Regions from separate parts of the Homo sapiens genome. Here region 2 is linked to region 1. Evidence: chromatin contacts called from ENCODE Hi-C or POLR2A ChIA-PET data. All regions are on one chromosome and are shown on one strand. Each heading gives the region's core, a stretch centred on a gene start or an enhancer-like site at or near the end of the contact. The rest is flanking DNA. Distances are from core to core; before and after follow the strand shown. Region 1 holds the start of ZNF419 (zinc finger protein 419). Region 2 holds the start of ERVK3-1 (endogenous retrovirus group K3 member 1).

The links. A loop is a pair of places that touch in the nucleus more often than their neighbours do. ChIA-PET counts read pairs that join two places held with the same protein, here RNA polymerase II (POLR2A). Pooled maps may share reads with other maps.
Region 2: a loop to region 1 is called in a pooled map, with 4 times the contacts of the local background. The contact joins the promoter of ERVK3-1 here to the promoter of ZNF419 in region 1. A Hi-C loop is called at or near these places in 1 of 168 maps with a recorded cell type or tissue (naive thymus-derived CD4-positive, alpha-beta T cell) and 8 of 50 pooled maps. POLR2A ChIA-PET finds 5 or more read pairs at or near these places in 2 of 52 experiments (A549 and activated B cell).

The regions. Positions count from the first base shown.
Region 1 is chr19:57,484,562-57,492,375 of GRCh38, reverse strand. It overlaps ZNF419 (zinc finger protein 419), which reads right to left and starts at 4,626. Exons shown (of 5, transcript NM_024691.4): 1 at 4,393-4,626; 2 at 2,191-2,229; 3 at 779-905; 4 at 165-263. The coding sequence starts at 4,425. RefSeq lists an enhancer at 4,338-4,838.
Region 2 is chr19:58,298,813-58,306,626 of GRCh38, reverse strand. ERVK3-1 (endogenous retrovirus group K3 member 1) reads right to left here and starts at 1,250. Exons shown (of 4, transcript NM_001396080.1): 1 at 1,182-1,250; 2 at 411-539. It overlaps ZNF8-ERVK3-1 (ZNF8-ERVK3-1 readthrough (NMD candidate)), which reads right to left. Exons shown (of 7, transcript NR_144447.1): 5 at 411-539. It overlaps ZNF8 (zinc finger protein 8), which reads right to left. Exons shown (of 4, transcript NM_021089.3): 4 at 3,836-7,814. RefSeq lists enhancers at 544-1,044, 1,259-1,528.

The DNA.
Region 1 (7,814 bases), core at 3,377-5,876:
TGGCCCTAGGTCAAACATCAGAATAGATATAAATGGGTGACTAAGGAAGAAAAGATAGAAATCAGCGACAACCCCTTGCCTTGGTATCAAAATATCTGGGCCTACTGGTATGATATGAATCCATCCCTGAGTTCACACCTCCCTGAGCTCCACCCACCAACTACCTCTCGGTATGGCTGAAGTCACAACTTCCCAAGCAGGCATGAAGGGCTCCTCCCATGACTCCAGCTGGGTTATTTCATGGGTCTTGGAAGATGCAAGTCCTAAGGAAAACGACAGGTGAGTGGCAGCACTGAGCCAGAATGACTTATCTCATCATGGACCACAGGAAAGAAAACAAAATAGTACAGAAAGAACCTTGGAGGAGGGTCTTGCAGGAACAACACAGTCAAACAGCAATCACATTGGTGACTCAATTGCTGGCACAGACCGACACCCAGGTATGTTGGCTAGAGGAGACAGGCAGAATGTAGGGGAATAGAACTACCACAGATCTGCACAGTGTCACCAGGCCACAGAGAGGCCACCAGGGATAAGATCCATCAAGCTGACTGCAAGACTCCTGACCCCCAAACCCTTTCCTGCACAGCTGTGGGGCAGCTTGGGGAGAGAAGGTGGTAGTATACACAGCCCAGGCCTATTACAATAGCTACTTCAGGATACTGGAGAAGGAATGAGTGCCCACAGTTCAGCTTTGGGAAGAACAGACCTCTCCCTAGGAAAAGGAGGAAAAGCCGAGCCCAGCTCAGGATGCTGGGGTGGGGTGTGAGAACCTTACCCAGAGAGGCCAGAAGTGTAAAGTTCTCCAGCATCACATTGCGGTAGAGGAGCCTCTGAGCGTCATCAAGCAATCTCCATTCCTCCTGGGAGAAGTAGACAGCCACATCCTCAAAGGTCACATAGCCCTGCTAAGATGGACAGAGTAGAGTTTATCTGCAGCCTCCTTACTGGGAAATTTAGGCATCTGCCTAAACATCCACCCCTGCTCACCCTCTTCCTTAATCCCCATCTCAGAGGAGAGACCCTGCCCCAGAGCCACTGATGCCCACTCTCTCCTCATGCTCCCACTGAGCAACAATAGGCAGGTAGGCAGATAAAGTCCATCTCAGCTCTGGGCATGGTATGCAGAGTCCTACTCTTCTCTTGCCAGACAATTTACCTTGGATCCCCTAGACTGTGTTTCTCAAATACAATCAAATTTGTGTCAGTGTTCTCCCTGAAGCCCCCAGTACAAGGTCCTGGGGACATCTGTTTACACTTATTAGAATGTGCACATACTTTGTACCACAACCACTACCCTCTACATCACCTCATGTGCTTCCCCTAGTGTCACCACATGCCAGTCTACACATGGCATCCAGAGGGCACTTACCAAATGCAATCAGAACTCCGTGCCATCCCAGACCCCCAATGGCACTGACTGCCAGGGCCAATCCTCAGCCCCACTTTGAAGGCCTCCCTCCTTGGCTCTTTTTCTTGCTTCATCTTTAGCTACTTGGAATTGCACACATATCAGGACACCTCAGCTCAGCTCCTCAGCCAATCACTTCATGTTGGCCTTATACCCGCTGATGCTTCCCCCAGACATAATGGAGATCTGAGGTTGTCTAAGCATTCCCAGCTCAACCTTACCTCCATGTATTTTCTAATGTTGATCACTATGCCTTCTAAACCTCCTGTCATTGGTTGCCAGAAATGAGAACCTCTCCATAGAATACATAGTCTGGGTTGGGCACGGTGGCTCACGCCTGTAATCCCAGCACTTTAGGAGGCCAAGGCGGGCGGATCATCTGAGGTCAGGAGTTTGAGACCAACCTAACCAACGTGGAGAAACCTCTCTACCAAAAATCCAAAATTAGCTGGTGTGGTGGCGCATGCCTGTAATCCCAGCTACTCGGGAGGCTCAGACAGGAGAATTGCTTGAACCCAGGAGCCAGAAGTTGCAGTGAGCCGAGATCGCGCCTTTGCACTCCAGCCTGGGCAACAAGAGCAAAACTCTGTCTTAAAAGAAAATAATAAAAATAATATATAGTCTGGACTCAGGGCCCTGACTGTGTGTGACCATCTTCCAGGGAACTCAAATGGAAGGGTAGGGAGAATAGCCAGCAAGGAGCCTCAAGACACCATAATTCTGAAGACCATGTAGGTAGGAGTGCAGGAGTGTGAGGACCTGAGACATCCTCCACTTACCTCCTCATGGTCTGTAAGCAAGTCTGCAGCCACAGGAACCTATGGAAAATCAAGACTATGAGAACCAGACAGTGATGTTGCCAAAGGATCATCCAAGCCCACTCGTCTAGCCTGGAGTCAGGTGTGCCTGACTATCTACAATCTGGGCTTTGGTTCTTAGTGATGCCTCTTACCTGTTGTGTGCCCTTGGAAAAGTGCTCAACTTCCCTGTGCCTTGGTGTTGCCATCTGCAACATGGCAATAATAATGGTATTTACTCAATAGGACGATTGTTTGTATCAAACTCATTCTTATGTGTCTAGGACTAAGTATCAACTCTTACTGTACACATAATTAATGCTTCTGTCAACATTTTCAGCGCAAATAAACTGGTAGGTTTTCAAAATGTGGGTTTCTGGCTAGGCGCAGTGGCTCACACCTGTAATCCCAATGCTTTGGGAGGCCGAGGTGGGCAGATCGTCTAAGGTCAGGAGTTTGAGACCAGCCTGGCTAACATGGTGAAACCTCGTCTCTACTAAAAATATAAAAATTAGCTGAGCGTGGTGGTGCATGCCTGTAATCCCAGCTACTCAGGAGGCTGAGGCAGGGGAATCGCTTGAACCAGGGAGGCAGAGGTTGCAGTGAGCAGAGATTGCACCATTGCAGTTTAGCCTGGGCAACAAAAGCGAAACTCTGTCTCAAAAAAAAAAAAAAAAAAAAAAGAAAGAAAGAAAGAAAAAGAAAATATGGGTTTCTTAAACTTACTTTTAAATTAAGAATGTGATACTTAAGGTGCTTTATTTTAATCAAATACTTTCCAGTATACTAACTTTACAACCAATTATGAAGTGCTTACATCAGTTTAACTTAATAAATCCGTGTTGTTTTATTTGCCCCTGTGTGTATATGAACTATGATCAATTAGTGCTTAAATACTTACCTCATAAATTCACAAGTTAATAAACTGGGACCTGGGTCTGAGAAACCTGAGCACATACCATTCCTTTTGGCAACCTGGCTGCCTGCTATATACTCCCCTGAAGACCATCCTGCTGAGAGCCCTTCTACTGGAGCAGTTGATCATCCCTCCTGTGCTGACGGCTAGGGAAACTTAGGCACCAAAGGGGCTGCTCCAGCAGCCTGGCTGACGTTTCCTTTTGTCCATACGGACTGTACATGAGGAACTGCTGAGCCTGGAGTGGCAAACCTATATACTACTCAACACTGCAGTCTCCATGCAGTCCTGGGTCTTCATACTCTATAACCCTCCATTCCGGCAGACACCAGACAGAACCACTTCTGACCACAAAACTCCATGCTATAGAGGCAGCCCCGTCCTACAGGGCCATCTCTCCCTTCTCTCACCTTAGGGCCCATCTGAAAGGGAACCTTAAGATTCTCCCTCCTAAATAGGAGCCCCAGGACTTACCCTAGTCCAGGCCTCTACCCAACCAGCCCATATCTACCATATCTCCAGCCCAGATCCCTCCCCAAACTTCCAGATGTGAGTGGGCAAGCTGCCCATGTGGACACGACACCTCCACTCTGGGTCATCTCAGGATTACCATGTCCAAAACCTACTCCCTGCACAGCCTTACCCATCTCCATCCTTCCTGATATTCAGGAACAAACAAACAAAAATACAAATAAAAATCCAGAATGGCTCTTCATTCCCTTTCTTTCAGTCACATCTGATGCAACAGGAATTCCTGTCTGTTCAGTTTTTGATATCCATCCAAGATCTGATCACTTCCCCTCCTCTGTGGCCCAGTCCCAGTAGACTCTCCACTAGTCTACTGAATTTACCTACTCACAGGTCTGTCTTCACCCGCCTCACCCCCACCCCAGTCTGTTTTGACTTGAAGGGCCTTTGGCAAACTTTGAGAAACAGATCTTGTCACTCTTCTGTCTCCAGCCCTCCGCGGCCACTGTGGCCCCCTCAGGATGAAAGCGCAGCTGCTCGGGCTGTCGCTCGACACGCGCCTCGTCCCTTCCCAAGCTGCCCACTACAGACACCAGGAGGCCTCAGGTTCGGGACTCGCTGAATGCGCCTCACATCTTTGCGAGCCGGGCCCCTTGCCCTCCATTGCCACCCCATCACACTGCGTGTCAGAAACGGGACGCCGCGCACGAACGCCCCACAGTTCTGCACCCGGGGACCTGAGCAGGCGGCCCTCACAGGGCTTTAGGATTCGGGGGAGGCCAGGAGGACGCGGCGCTCACCTGAGCGGGGTCCCTCAGGGCGGCCGCCGCCATCGGAGCCTGTGAGTAGAGCTGGAGGGGAGACAATGACCGAGGAAAGGGCCCGGGCCACCCTGGGCGCCGCCACCGAGCCTCAGACCCGCCTCTGAGCGGCGAGAACAGCGTGAGTCGCCACCGTGCCTTCCGGCGCTGGTCGCCTCAGCGCACAACCAGCTTCTCGCAGGTTAGTTCACCTGAGTCGCGAAAGTGAATACCAAACGAGACGCCGGAAGTCCCGCCCATTGCGTGTCGCACGCTCGGGCAGACCTCTTTTCATTGGTCAGGGATCGCCGCCTCGCGGCGCTGCGCCTTTTGGGCAATGTAGTTCCCGTGCCTCCAAACTTCCAGGAAGTGGGCATAACTTCGGAGATGGAGATTGGAGATGATAGATGATGATGGAGATGGAGACGGAGATGGAGATGATGATGGAGATGGAGATAACGGAATAGGAGATGGAGGAGAAATTAGGGTTGAGAACTTCTCTCGGACTCATCCAGAAACTGCTGTTTTTGGAGATGGGCCTGGATTTCAGTTTCCTGCAGCTGATACCCCAATCTTTCCTTCTTTTGAAGGAATTGAAGAGGATCTTCAGGGCCACAGTAAAGAGGTTTCTCTGGGAAGAGCCACGTATAGATCCCCAAATTTCCTTTGACAAAAGGACACCCAATATTAAAATTAACGGTGGCCAAGCAATGCCTGATGTATGACAATAAGAAAAGGCTCTGAATTCTGGATGTAGGTGATGAGAGAGTATGGGAGCCCAAGGATTTACTTTCCTCCTTTATCCCATGCTCATTTGTGCTCCTTCCTTCCTCAAAGACCCAACATTGGTGTACAGGCACAACAATAGGCGGCAAACCCATGAGGCAACTCCCCCTCCATTTCTCTCCTTCATCCCTTTATGCTCCATGTTCCCACTGCTCTTCCATTTCCAAATATAAAGCCAGTTCCTCACAGGTGGGTAGAATGCTAGACTGTTGTTTACAACACACAACTATTGATAAAAAAAAGATGTCAACCCTTTATTATGTGTAGTCCCACTACATCCATTCCCATTGAATCTAGTCCCCTCGTGTCAATCTAATTTCCCTACTTCTTTTCCTGCCCCTTCCATCTGTTGGCTGAATAATGATCAATTTCAACACAGCATTGGAGTGACTTATGAGGACAAGAGAAAATGAAGCCCTCCCTCCTTCTTGGAGCTTTCTGGAACTGGGTGTTCAGTACTACTTGACTCTGAAAAGGAGGAGGGGAGTCAATATTGGGATTGAGAACATGGTAGAATAGAGAGAGACACAAGCTCTTTACCCCTTCCATGGCAGCTATGGCATTAGTTATTTCAGTTAGACCATTATGTGGCATATGGAAGGGAGGGGAGGAGGAGAGTGAGGAGAGATGAGTCCATGACAGGAGTGGGACAATATGTAAATAATATCCTCCTTCTGAAACCAAGCACAGGAATAAATGTTTCACTTCCTTGAGAACATCTATTAGAAGAGCAGATTCTGGATTAATCATCTAATAGATTATGGAAATTAGCTTACCATCATGACAGGAACCTTTGTGGACAAACCTAAAAAACATATTATAGAATCTAGTCACCCATACAGTGTAAAATGTATAGAAAATTCAGAATCTGGAAATAAGAAACAGTATATCATTTAGGAAAATATATGTATGTAGTAAAACTATAAAGACATTTATAGAATGATTATCAAAATGATTAACAAAAATGTCATGCAAATGTTAGCTTAATGGGGTGTATCAGGCATGTGAGGTGATGTGAAAAGAAAGGATGCCTAGGAACTATATTTTTTAGCCAGGCGTGGGGGCAGGTGACTGTGATCCCAGCTACTCAGGAGGCTGAGGCAGAAGATCACTTGAACCTAGGAGGGAGAGGTTGCAGTGAGCTGAGACTGTGCCACTGCACTCCGGCCTGGGTGACAGAGCAAGACTCTGTCTCAAAAAAATAAATTAAAAAAAAAAAGAAAGAAACTATGTTTTATCACTACTGGTTGTTTCACAGATGTGGTTTTAATTAAAAAACAAACTATACCTCTTTTGAAAGTTGTAGTGAATTGTGTGATAGTTTTGAAATAAAGAGTATATGTAGACATTTTAATTTTATCACAGGAAGAGACAACCCACTAAAGCAGGCTCATATGTAGAATTGCAAATAACATGACTGGTGAGGACCAAGTAGACTATCTAATTATTTGGTTTAGGTAAAATCATTATCTACATAAGAAATTCACTTATATCTCATTGAATTCACAAAAAAATCCCATGAAGCTATTTTATTTTTTAAAAGCAACATATGCCGGGTCTATATGTTTTCTCTCTAACTTCTGGAATCTATTTTTATTTCCAACCTTTAGGAATATTTACATGTCTATAAGGAGTGTGAACATCAAAGTTTGAGTCCAAGACTCTACCTTTGGCCATATCTCCTTCAGGGCTAGCAAGCACATTCCTCTGTGTTTGGGAAGTCTAACCCATCCAAGATGGCATGAAAAGCAGATGCACCTCAGGGTCTAATCACAAGTCAACCCTCAACACATGAGCAGCTGCAGGGAATGAGGGAAGGCTGAGGGCTGTAACCAACTAAACAAATTTTGATGACATCTCCTGCCCTCCCCAAGGTTAGAGCTTAACGGAAGAAGTCACCACCCAGCAGCTCTGGAAACTCTGGACTTCCATGGAGATGGCTACCTGGTCCTCAGACACTTGAAGTCTGGTCGCCTCAGCTAGAGAGCCAAGACTAACCCATCTGAACTATCCTTATAAGGAAAAGTAGGCAGGGAGATGAGGCCACAGGATGGGAAAATATAACCATTTCCTCAACGAGGAAGGAGACTAATATTTCAGAAGAGCAGTTCTGCTCTACAACAGGTAAGCAGCCCTATGTCCTGTTATTGCCCAAACATAGTCTTATGCTCAAAGACACCATCCCAGCAGATGTTGGCTTGGTGATTATAAACTCTTCGGAAGCTCCAGTGGAACTGAGGAACCACGATCACCAACTACTCAAGAGTACAGCTATTCCTAACCACTACAATCATCTACTCTTCCATAGATACCACATCTTTGAGACTTACCTGGATGTCCTTGCTCTGCTGAACACTGACTCACCAGAAAATGACTGAAAATACTGAGAAAAAGTTTTTTCCTCTGCTCATACCACCCAAATACACCATTCTCTCCTCCCAGGTCAAGCCTTGAAAATATTGGTCTGGTTTTGTAGAATTTGCCAAGTCCACATTCTACCTGGAAACTGAACCTAGAATGGTAAAAAAACAGACAAACATAAATAACAAATGCCAGAAGTTGTTCTAAGTAGTGATGAAAATAATAGGGGATATGAAGGGGAGAATGTGAGGGAATGGCAGTTGTATTGAGGACAG
Region 2 (7,814 bases), core at 1-2,500, 820 kb before region 1:
ATGGGCGCTGCTGGTGAGACAAAAGATTCTTTCAATTTTTGAGATTCAGAACATAGCACCTGCTGTCTGGCAGAATAAGAAGAGGACAATGGCAGGAGGACAGTACAGACCAAACCCCAAGCAGAGAAAATAGAAGGATCCACTTTAAGAACTTTCTGATGAGCTCGTTTCAATCTTTCTCCTACTCAGTCTCAATTTTCCACAGCAAGAGTACCTGTCTGCAGAAACCATGGGTTATGTGTAATAACCTCCTGCAGAAGCTTAATGTTTGAGAACTAACCCGAGCACCAGATTGTTTAAGTAAAACTTTAAGCAGCTGCACATAATGTTGCTCCTCAACAGACAGATTCTGCCCCATGTTACCCTGATTCAGAAACCTCCCGCTCCCGATACCTTCTCAGGGAACTGACCTTATATTCTCCGCCGGCAGACTCTCCCGTCCAGGGGTTCGTAGTTCGTCTGATCAGTTTCACTTTCTCTGCTCTGGCAGACCTTCCTCGTTCAGGTCCCTGGTCGGGCACCACTTGTCACGGTTGCTTCTGGACCAAACGAAGGAGAACGAAGGCAGAAATGAAGACAAAGACAAAAGGATCTGTTTGAAAGAAGGGGTCAGGGGGCTCCTAGATTCTAGGGAACAGGGCCCTGAGCTTTTACAGCCCTTCATATTTGTTAGGTAGACTGAATAGGGAGGAAAGGGTAACTGACGGTCAGCTATTTGATTTAACACAGGCCCACATGACTGCTTTCTTTGTTCAGCAGGTTCCAGATGTTCCTGTAGATAACCTCAAGGAGCAGGGGACCTGGGACATGACTGCCCCCAGCATTCCTTCTGGCGGCAGACGCAGTTTGTCAGTTTACCAACATCCTGCTTTCATGAGAACAGTTTGCGGTTTGCTCATAGAGCCTCCAGTGGTATAATGAGTTGGTCACGACCCTCATTCCTTCTGCCTCCAACACAGAATGCTCCCCTCCCACGGGCGCATAAGCGGTGACACCCGGCAGGACATGGCAGGTCGCGCCCTCACGCACCGCGCGCCTCTCTGCCCGCGCCGACCCGGGGTCGCGTTCCCCTCACAGGTCCCACCCGTCCACTCATTCACTCCCACCATCAGCACACTTAGGCCACGGGCGCCTCTCCATCCCTCACAATCACCCTCGCCTCTCCTCCACACACCACTCACCACTGTGGCAGCCTCCTCAGAGAGCCTAGCCGCCCGATAGTCCGCGCGCCCGTGAGCGTCTTACACACTGCCGCCGGCACTTCCGGTACGCACTTCCGCCTGGTGGCCAGCGGCCGCCCAGGACCTCACCTCCCAGAAGGCCCTTCGCCTTCCTGCCTGGAAACGGCCATGCACGGGATACAAGGCCTTCTGGGAAATGGAGTTCACAGCGCTGCGGGGCCGGAAGGGGAGCGTGGGAGCTGCGGATCGTCAGAACCTCTCGGTTCTGCGCAGGCAGCGCACCGGAAGGGAAGTATATTGACATCCATGGTTTTATATGTTCTTTGAAATATACAGCGTATGTACTTTTTTCTTTCTCTACGCGCACACATGTACACACATAGATATAAAAGTATATCGTTTGGAGATATTTTTCCCCCCTGAACCTTGTATATCCTTAAGCAGATGTCCCCTAAGAACACGTACATTCTTCAACTCACCCAAGTAACGACATTGAAGCCTGTACCCAATCCCCAGCCCATATGCTAATTTCTCCAGTTGTCCCAATGTCTTACGTAGTTTTCGTCTTTTATTCAAGCACAAACTAAACACGCATTACACTCTACTGTCTCATTTCAAGTTGCTTTCAATCTAGAATGGATCCTGTTGTTTCTTTATAATGATCTTGGCAGTTTTCATGTATCCAAGCGAGTTTTCCAAAATGCCCTCCAATTTAGGCTTGTCCGTATAGAGTATAAAACAATCATAATATAATTTTACAGGTTTTCTTCCACTGACCCTGCACATTTCTCCACTAAACATTTTTTGAAAACTTTCTGAAACATGGCTAGTATTACACCGTATGAATGCCATTTCTTTATCCCCCACCTCCAGCCATTTAGCTAGAAATTGAGCAACAGGTGTATGCAGTCCCTGTACATTCCTATTTCTGTATGTCCAGGAGACTCTCTGATAACAGGCAGGCCCTGCATGATGCAAATCACCTTAATCGAGGGAGGTGCCGGGGTACAGTGTGGGACATGATAATTCCATCTACACGCAGAAGGCCTGTATGACCTAGTGGAGGAGGCTCCCAATGTGCATACTGACTCGGGTTACACCTCCCTACTCCTACCACAGTCAGATCATCACAGGGGGACTTTAAAAATTCTATCAGCTCTGGGCCGGGCATGGTGGCTCACGCCTGTAATCCCAGCACTTTGGGAGGCCACAGTGGGAGAACCACTAAAGCCCAGGAATTCGAGACCAACCTGGGCAACACAGTGAGTCCCTGTTGCTATAAATGAAAAATTTTTTTAATTAAAAAAATTTACATCTAAATAGCTATACATGACTAGTGGCTACCATGTTGTACAGTGCATTCTGGAAGATGTCCATGTTGGATCTCCTTACAAAAGACCTATGGGAGACTGCTTTTCAGACTGGATGCTGATTTCTTCCCAGTTACCCATTGCAGAAACAACTTGAATACCTTGGAGGACATGAAGATAACACTGGAAATGGGGGACTTGGCTATTGGCTAAAACTTGTATGTAGGGGGCTCTCATAATTGGGGCTCATTGATACAGGAAATTTAACAAAGTAACTTGGAAATGTATGTGTGCGCTACAGCCACCCTCCAGGGACCTTTATCTTGTATCTTTGGTATCATCGAGTTGAAGCTGTTTTACACTCAACTGTTTCTGTCAACTGAACACACACACACACACGAGTATATATAGAACAAGTATGAATATGACCAAGACACACACTCTCTGCTCATGTGAACACTGTATGGGGGATGCAGACAGTAAACAATGAAAGAAATTATCAAACTTACTTTAATTTGAAACAGTTAAGATTTTTGTTTAAATTTATTTTTTGAACTGGTAATAATTTTACATGTTTCAAAATTCCAAAAATATAAAATGATAAAGAGTGAAAATTATTCCTCATCACTGTCCTCCCAATTCTTCTGGCCAACCAGTATGCCACTTTTACCCTTTCAGAGATTATGTGTGTACATATAAACAAATGTTTCTTATTTATTTATTTATTTTTGAGATGGAGTTTCGCTCTTGTTGCCCAAGCTGGAGTGCAATGGCACAATATTGGCTCACTGCAACCTCCACTTCCTGGGTTCAAGCGATTCTCCTGCCTTAGCCTACGGAGTAGCTGGGATTAGAAGTGTGCACCACCACACCCAGCTTTTGTATTTTTAGTAGAGATGGGGTTTCACCGTGTTGGTCAGGCTGGTCTTGAACTCCGGACCTCAGGTGATCCACCCGCCTCGGCCTCCCAAAGTGCTGGGATTACAGGCGTGAGTCACCTTGCCTAGCCTGTTTCTTCTTTACATAAATGGAAACATACTCTACAGTTTGACACCTTGCTTTTATCTACTTAACTATCTTAGAGCTCTTTCTCACATTAGTATAGTTTGAGGATCCCTAATTCAAAAATCTGAAATCTGAAACACTTCTGGTCCTGAGCATTTTGGATAAGGGATACTCAACCTGTATATAAAGAGTCTTCATTTTTAAGGCTATGATCTCCATTCCACCATAAATGACTTAGCCAGTTCCCCATGGTGGACATGGAGGGTTGTTTCCAAATTCTGACTTTTAAAATCAATAGCATAATGAAAACCATGTACAAACAGTCTGCACACATACAAATATATGTGTAGGATTTATTCCCAGCAAGTTTGCTTAGACAAAGGGTTTATGTATGTGTAATTTAGATAGTGGCTGATAAACTGCCCTCCACAGAAGTTGTATCAATTCACATTCCCACTGTAAATGTATAAGAACCCCTCCAATGCCCCCTTTGAGAAAACTCAAGGCTGGTAAAATACTGGGTGGAGAGCACATTGTTACAATCCTCCTGAAAGTTAATTTAAAGAGCTACATGAAATTCATAGAGAAAATCCTCAAAATAGAGTAAGCACATGTTACAAGACAACTAGAAGGGATTCCAAATTTCTAAACACAAGATAACTATACACATATATATTCCTCTGTGTGTATGTAAAATTTAGTGTACACTATGTATGTGTAGACACACGTGTATATTTTAAGAAAAAGCTGCAAGGAAAATTAGTAAAATCCTAATGGTAAGGACCATCTATGGATGGCTAAAGTATGAGGAATTTTACACAAGTTTTCATTTTTTTTTTACTTTTATGCATTTTCCAAGTTTTGCTACAAAGAACTCGCATTACTTTTATGAACAGAAAAAAACATGTCTTTTCCCTAGTTAACAGTAATTTCCACGGAGGAGTTTCTTATCTGTTTCAAAATATCTACAAGGAAATCAGTAGGAATATCATGCTTAGAAAATGTGAACTGAAATGAGAAACAGAAAATATGCAAAGATCTGAAACACTTCTGGTCCCAAGCATTTCGATAAGGAATATTCAAGCTGTATATAGAGTCTTCATTTTTAATGAATTTTTATGATCACCATTCCACCATAAATGACTTAGCCAGTTCCCCATGGTGGACATGGAGGTTCTTTCCAAATTTTTACTTTTAAAATCAATAGCATAATGAAAACCATGTAGCCTGCACACATATAAATATATATGTAGGATTCATTCCCAGCAGGTTTGGTGAGACAAAGGGTTTATGTATTTGTAATTTAGTGACTGATAAACTGCCCTTCATAGAAGATGTATAAGAACCTTCCCACACCCCCTTTGAGAACTCAAGGCTTGTTGAGTTCCAGTTGATTGCTTCATCCCAGCTTACCACCCTGTGGGGCTGCTATAACCTCAGCCAACCCCATGCCCCCTCAGAGAAGTATCAACTGTGACCCCTTCAGGACTGGCCATTTTGGGGGCCAAGGTGGAGGGAATGAGGCAATCACAGGCCTGACTTCCAGAGCTGTCTAGAACCATGCTGTCATTTTTGGTCCCACTGCTTCAGAGGGGAGGAGCTTTCCTGTCTGGATTCCCAAGCCTGTGCCCCAAACTGCTGGTGGAGCAGAAAGGAGGAATGATCCAGAATAGGGTTTTGGTACCAGACTGTTTGGTTCACACTCTGGCTGGGCCACTTGGTAGCACATTACTTCTCCTCTTAGGGCCATCCTGCACTGTTGGTGGCAGTGGGGATGAAGTAAGCAAATCCGAAATGTTTACATGGCAAAATCAACAGGACCTCTAACTCCATGGAGTGGGGAAGGGGAGAGGTCAAGAAGACTGGTTTTCTGGCTTCCATGATGGGATGGCAAGTGGAAACAGCCTCCAGGAAAGGGATCAGGGAAGCAGAGACTAGTCTGGGTGGAAAATGAGTTTTGTTTGGGGTAGGCTGGGTTTGGGGAGCTTTCGGCACACCTCGGGGAGTTGCCCAGTAGCACACAGCAGTTGTTTGGGTCTGAAGCCCAAATCTCAGAAGCACCAGACTGATTTGGTGGTGAGCAGCACAAAGCTAGGGATGTAGATGACACCTGGGGAGGGCGTGGAGCACAAGGTGGACTCTAGGACCCCAGCATTTAGGAAGGGTGACGGGAGGTTGAGAAGTCCCTGAAGAGTTAGAAGGAACCCCACAATGCAAGGAGATGGAGCTCTGCAAAGAGGTTAGCAGGCTTCACAGTCCTGGGGATGAAGAGAGACGACACCAGAGGTAGTACCTTGGACAGTGGTTGCAGTGGGTTCTGTGAAGCAGTGGGGGCGGACAGCAGGTCTGAGGTGTGAGCTGCCACCAAGGGAATAGGGAGCACAAGCGATTCTCCCAAGAGCTTGAAGGAGAAAAGCAGCAGATACGGCTAGCTGCCTCCATCATCCACCAAGGGAATAGGGAGCACAAGCAATTCTCCCAAGAGCTTGAAGAGAAAAGCAGCAGCTACGGCTAGCTGCCTCCATCATCCACTTCCCAGGACTTTTCTCTCCCACCTGTCTCCACCACAGAGGTTAGAAAGGTAAATACGAGGTTTCTAAGCCCCGTTGTTATTAGGGGTGGCCCCCTGACCCATCTGTGGCCAGTGAGACTAAGGGGGGCATGTGCTGCAGGCTTCTGGGAATGTTTTTCCTTTAAACACCATCAGCGGTAAGTGTTGGCCTGCCCATTCCCCCTTCTTTCAGTCTTCACTGTGGATGCAATGGCTGGAGCCATAGGAGTCTCCTCATGACCACAATGGAAAGGTTGAGAGATTGCAGAAAACATCGACTGTGACACAGCTGAGCCACTGAAAAGACAGCCTTTGAACAAAGCCTCATCTGTTTAAGCCATGGTCAGCTGGGTGCTGACATCAAATTCTAACTCCACCACTTCCTAGCTTGGGCTGGTTACTTTTGTTCTAGTTACCACTAACTTTTGTCCTGTGCCAAATTTTGCCTATCTATAAAATGGTACTAACTCACAGAACTATTATTGTGGCAGTGTCGGAGGGTGCAGCATTTAGCTATGCGAATGGAGGTTATCTAAGGAGACAGAAGTGGCGCAGTCCAAGGTAGGAGGCCAGAGTTGCTGTGAAAAGTGAGAGCTGACACGGCAACGTTTTGAGGACAACCCCGAAGAGGTAAGTGCAGAGAAACGAACTTGGGCCATCCACAGGGTCCTGTTGAACCTCTAGAGATGAACCACAAAGCTCTGGCTCTGGCATCCTGGAGGCCAGCTCTGCCTTGATTGGATAGCTGAGTTGTGACACTCCCAGCATCCAAAAAGCAAAAACGGACACGGGAAGTTCTTTTATTTTTTTCGAGATGGAGTCTAGCTCTGTCACCCAGGCTGGAGTGCAGAGGCACTATCTCAGCTCACTGCAAGCTCTGCCTCCCAGGTTCACGCCATTCTCCCGCCTCAGCCTCCCGAGTAGCTGGGACTACAGGCGCCCGCCACCACGCCAGGCTAATTTTTTGTATTTTTAGTAGAGACAGGGTTTCACCGTGTTAGCCAGGCTGGTCTCGATCTCCTGACCTCGTGATCTGCCCATCTCGGCCTCCGAAAGTGCTGGGATTACAGGCGTGAGCCACCGCGCCTGGCCTGACACGGGAAGTTCTGATGCTAATGCGTTCCAATGCTCAACCATTCCAACATGGTTATTCAAATTGCTGTTTTGGGGCCAGGCGCGGTGGCTCACTCCTGTAACCCCAGCACTTTGGGAGGCCGAGGCAGGTGGATCACGAGGTCAGGAGATTGAGACCATCCTGGCTAACAGGGTGAAACCCCGTCTCTACTAAAAACGCAAAAAATTTGCCGGGCGTGGTGGCGGGCGCCTGTAGTCCCAGCTACTCGGGAGGCTGAGGCAGGAGAATGGCATGAACCTGGGAGGCGGAGCTTGCAGTGAGCCGAGATCGCACCACTGCACTCCAGCCTGGGTGACACAGCGAGACTCTGTCTCAAAAAAAAAAAAAATTGCTGTTTGGCAGGGTGCATTGGCTCACACCTGTAATCCTAGCACTTTGGATGGCCAAGGTGGGAGGATCGCTTGAGCCCAGTTTGAAACTGGCCTAGGCAATGTAGTAAAACCCCATCTCTACAAACAATTAAGAAATCTGCTGAGTGTGGTGGTGCATGCCTGCAGTCCCAGCTACAGGGGCGGCTGAGGCAGGAGAATTGCTTGAACCTGGGAGGTTGCAGTGAACCACGTGACAGAGCAAGTCTCCATCACAAAAAAAAAAAAGAAAAAGAAAAAAGAAAAATTCCAACCAAATGCACT